Linked DNA regions of Homo sapiens: region 1 is linked to region 2. Evidence: read pairs that join two places in POLR2A ChIA-PET (ENCODE). Cell type or tissue: IMR-90. All regions are shown on one strand.

The links. ChIA-PET counts read pairs that join two places held together with the same protein. Peaks named below come from ENCODE experiments on the same cell type or tissue, not always from the same donor. Only the 100,000 strongest peaks of a DNase experiment are listed, where the experiment ranks them.
Region 1: POLR2A ChIA-PET joins it to region 2 with 15 read pairs; 3 of 35 experiments call an interaction of 5 or more read pairs at or near these places.

Annotation. Positions count from the first base shown.
Region 1 is chr16:17,204,693-17,207,192 of GRCh38, reverse strand. The region is part of intron 3 of XYLT1 (xylosyltransferase 1); the gene reads left to right. Among named protein-coding and RNA genes, the nearest start is that of XYLT1, 270 kb to the left of the region's middle. In IMR-90, no CTCF peak of the experiment used is centred here; a DNase peak (open chromatin) is centred at 1,452.
Region 2 is chr16:17,396,777-17,399,276 of GRCh38, reverse strand. The region is part of intron 1 of XYLT1 (xylosyltransferase 1); the gene reads left to right. Among named protein-coding and RNA genes, the nearest start is that of XYLT1, 73 kb to the left of the region's middle. In IMR-90, no CTCF peak of the experiment used is centred here; a DNase peak (open chromatin) is centred at 1,526.

The sequences.
Region 1 (2,500 bases), 190 kb after region 2:
CCAGCTACTCAGGAGGCTGAGGCAGAAGAATTGCTTGAACCTGGGAGGCAGATGTTGCAGTGAGCCAAGATTGCACCATTGCACTCCAGCCTAGGTGACAAGAGTGAAACTCTGTCTCAAAAAAAAAAAAAAAAAAAAAAGAAAGAAAAGAAAACCAACCTGACTCTCAAGGGAGTACAGTTCTCTATGTGGCAATGCTAACTCCTGGATCGGGTTAGAATTCCAGATGATTCAGAAATTTCCAGAAATATCCAGAAATTTCATCTCCCTCATTTGGGTTTTTCCAAAATAGGGGTTTTGGAGTCTGGCACACCCAAGTGGTGGTTTCCATTCTCGCACCAACTGCTAACATGGCACCTGCCTCCTGAGACCTTGGGACAATTAAATAATGAGATCACATTTGACTGGTGCTTAGGCCATAATGAGTGTTTGTTTATTTCTGATTTATTTATTTTTAGAGACAGGGTCTCACTCTGTCACCCAGGCCAGAGTGCAGTGACACCATCGTAGCTCACTGCAGCCTCGAACTCCTGGACTCAAGCAGTCCTTCTGCCTCAGCCTCCAGGGTAGCTGGAATTACAGACGCAAGCCACCATGAGAAGTATTTGACGCAAGCATGATAAGTATTTGACATGCATCTGATAGCGTTACTAGTCTTTGAGATTCTACAGGACCAAGGAAAGAAATTGACTTGCCCAGGCCCCCGTGGCTGGTTCACAGCAGAAGCAGGAATTTGAATCCACCTCGTTGCTCTTTATCCAGTATGCTTGTCGCCACACAGCACCGCCTTTTCTAAACCCATCGAGAGCAGGGGATTCTTTCTGGGCACCAGACAGCTCCCAAGTTTAATCACCAGAAAACCTCTTTTAAAATTTCCCACTAGGATAAAGGCATCTCCCACCCAGATCTAACAAAGAACCTTGAGCGTGCAGGTTTTCTCCCCCAGTAAGACGAATCCCGCTCCTCTGCAACGCGCCTGCTGCCGCTGTGAAACTTTTCCTCATCTGTGATCATGAATCACCCTGGAACCCAGCGGGGTCAGAGATGGACCTCTCTTCCCACTTTGTAAATGAAGAACTGACAATCAGAGAGGGGCGGTGTCTTTCCTAAATCCACACAGTGCAAGGTTGCATTCTACACCCCAGCTCTGAATCCCAGTCACACCTTCCCAGGCAGCATAGAAGCTGGGCTCCAGCTGGGAGCTTCCTAACCCAAGCCTCATTTGCATACAACCTTGTTTCCATGTCTCTGTGTTCCCAAGACCCAACTAACCCTCTTAGTTGGAAGTAAGTCAGAAAGTGCCCCTTGCAGCAGCCGGAAGCAGCCCTTTCAGAGTATAAATAGAATCGAGGGCTTTGTTGGTAGAGTAACTATTCCAGTCAAGCAGCTCCTTCACATTTGTTATTAATTGTGGTCTGGGCATACGCTGCAGAGGGAAATTCCGGTTGTAGATGTTTATTTACAAGCAGCAGGCTCTAGAGTACACACAGCCCTGGGAGTCAGTGCAGCTTTGAGGTAGAACTCTGGAGCTGGGCCTGTTGGTTAAATCCTGATCATCGTGGATGAGCAGCCACATAGAAATGATGGCTATGACAGTATAATTTATTGAGGATTTGCTAGATGCCAGGCACTGTGCTCTCTCTTCTGGATGTGAATGTCCATGTGGGGTGGATTCTGTGATTATACATACCCATTTTACAGATCAGAATACTAAGGCTTGGAGAGATTGCATAAAAGGTCCAAGGTCATTCACATCTGCCTGACCACAGGTCATGTTCTAAACCCCTGCACCTTGCTTTCTCCTCCCAAATCATTATTGCAGGACACTGCTAACATGATCTTTGCCAGCACCACAACAGTGGAACAGCATGTTGACCCTTGCAAAGCACCTTCATCTCTGCTATGTCTTTGGAGCCCAAGGATTACATAGTCCTCGTTTGACCCACAATGCTGCTAAGAAATAGGGAATTTGAGTAACAGAACTAACACAGCACAGCTATCTACTGGGGGAGCTCTCCGGGACCCCCCATCATCCTCAGCCTTCACACCTGCACTGCAAAAATATACTTGATATTCTCTCTCGATAAACCTGGCTTGTTAACATTCATCTGAAGTCAGCTTCTCCTGCTGCCTCTAATCACTCTGATTTTTCCACTTATTTTCTGTTTTGTGCCATGGGAATCTGATTACATTGTTAAATTCTTTTTTTTTTTTTTTTTTTTTTTTGGAGCTGGGCACTGTTTGGGTTTTGGTCTTTCAAAGAGTTCCGTGTTCATAAAGACCCACATAGCTCTGACCACATGTCATTGTTATATCTGTCCTGCAGCTGAAAGCTGACACATTTCCTCTAGGGACGGATTTTCCTCTTTTTGAAATGAGGACAGTTTGATTGAGCATGGTGACCATGACAGGGCTCTGGGATCACAGACTCACTCCATTCTCAGCTCAGCTACTTTATAACTGGGACCTCTCCAAGCCTCAGCTTCCTTGTGCCTACAAT
Region 2 (2,500 bases):
CCTCGAGGATGGCCTTGAGCATCTCAGCCTCCGTTGCCATGCTTCCCAGTGACTTTGAGGATGTCATCTGTTATGGGTTGAATTATGTCCCCTCTCCTGCCCCCAGATTCATATGTTGAAGTCCCGATTTCCAGTACATTGGAAGTTGACCTTGTTTGGAAAGACGGTCATTGCAGATGTAATTTGCAAAGATGCAGTCATACTAGAAGCGGGGGGGTCCCTAAGCTAATATGACTGGTGTCCTTATAAAAAGGGGGCATTTTAATTAGCCAGGTGTGGCGGCATGCACCTGTAATCCCAGCTACTCAGGAGGCTGAGGCAGGAGAATCACCTGAACCTGGGAGGTAGAGGTTGCAATGAGCCGAGATCGAGCCACTGCACTCCAGCCTGGGTGACAGAGCAAGACTCTGCCAAAAACAAAACAAAACAAAACAAAACAAAAAAACAGTGGGGGGGGGCGGGGACATTTGGACATAGCCATGCACACAGGGAGGACACTTTGTGAAGGCGAAGGCAGAGAGGGGCATGATGTATCTACAAGCGAAGGAACATTCAAGATTCCCAGCAGACCACCAGAAGCCAGGAGAGGGGCATGGAACATTCTTTCTCACAGGCTTCAAAAGGAACCAACCCTACCAACACCTTGATCTTAGATTTCTAGGCTCCAGAAATGGGAGGCAATACATTTTGATTGTTTAAGCCATTTAGTGGTGCTTTGTTATGGCAGCTGGCAAGAAACGAATACATCATCCAAGGGCCATGGTTCACCCATCATCTACTCCCCGAAAAAAATCACTCATACTCACTTAAATCCACGTCTCCACCTGTGCCCTGAGTAAGTCCTTAAATCTGCCATGTAGGCCACCGAAGTTTCAGCTGTCTCTGCCCTTTAGTCTTGCAGAAACACAGTCGGTCTTACGTTGTTACTTTACAGGTAACACCCTCCCTGTGACATTCTAAGCCCCAGATGGGGAGCTGGGCCTCTTTCTTTGTCTTGATTCCAGCAGGCACTTAAGCAGTGCTTGTTGGATTCAGTAGATTTGCCCACTCTGACTCCTGAGATAGACTAGATGCACTTCTAGTCCTTATCTTTCTGGAGTTTTAGCCTCTTGCCTTGTCAGTCCTTTGGTGACCATATGCCACTCAATATTTACGTGGCCTCCGTGGATCCAAGGTCTGCATTTTCCAATCTGGACTCGTATATGTGAAAGAGCTGTTCACGAGATCAGCAGTTTGAGCCAGCCTGACCAACACGGTGAAACCCCGTCTCTACTAATAATACAAAAATTAGCCGGGAATGGTGGTGCATGCCTGTAATCCCAGCTACTCAGGAGGCTGAGGCAGGAGAATCGCTTGAACCCGGGAGGCAGAGGTTGCAGTGAGCCGAGATCGCACCACTGCACTCCAGCCTGGGCAATACACTGTCTCAAAAAAAAAAAAAAAAAAAAAGAGCTATTCAAACTATGGAGTGCCCTAGTAAAATCGTAGCAATGACTCATTCCGCTGTTTGTATGTCTGAAGAGGGACAGTGAGCTAGACTCAAAGGCTCAGGTTCCGGTCCAGCTTTATCATTCACCAGATGGCTATCCCTAGGAAAGTCACTTGACCTCTCTGAACTTTAGTTTTCTCAGCTTGCCTTGTCTGCCTGGGTTGGCAGGGAACCAAGAATATGTGTGAGAGGCCTTTGATAGCATCAGAGCAGAGGCTGTAGACATAGAGTAAAGGGGGGAATGAAAAGGTTCTCATGGTGATCTGGAGAACAGGTACCCCAGCAAAAGGGGTCTCCATGGGAAGGGTGGGCCCAGGGTTGCCAGATCGTCAGAGTTTTTAATAGAAGCCGGAAAGGCGGTTTATTATGATGTATCCCAGCCATCCAATGTTGTCTCGGGTGTTTTTTAAGCACCACAGGTTCATATCAAATTAGATTGCAGACTGTTTCTGGGCCCATGAGCCACCGTTCTGTGATGCCTGCTGTAGGATTTGATTCAGATAGAGGTCGATGGCAATGCTTATTTCCTTTCTGTTACCCGAACCTGCCGATCCAAGCATCCTCCTCAATAACTCTGAAATGCAAGAGTCAATATTAACCAAGGAAAATTTACGTTGTCACCCTCCAGGAAGCCTTCCCTGATCACATCCCTCCTGAATTGAATTGGATCAGAGGTTGGCCAGCCTTTTCTTAAAGGAGCAGATAAGAGGTATTTTAGATGTTGAGGGCCCTTCAGTCTCCTTGGCAACTACTGAACTGTGCCTCTGCAGCCGGAAAGCAGCCAGAGATAACATGTAAACAAATGAACGTGGCTGTGTGCCAATAAAATTTTATTTGCGAAAATAGGCCACGAGCTGAATCTGGCTATGGTATGGGATGGTAATCATTTCCTGATACTCTAGTTAGATACTTTTTTTTCTGAGGTGGAGTCCCACTCTGCCCAGGCCAGAGTACAGTGGCCTGATCTTGGCTCACTGCAACCTGCACCTCCTGGGTTCAAGCCATTCTCCT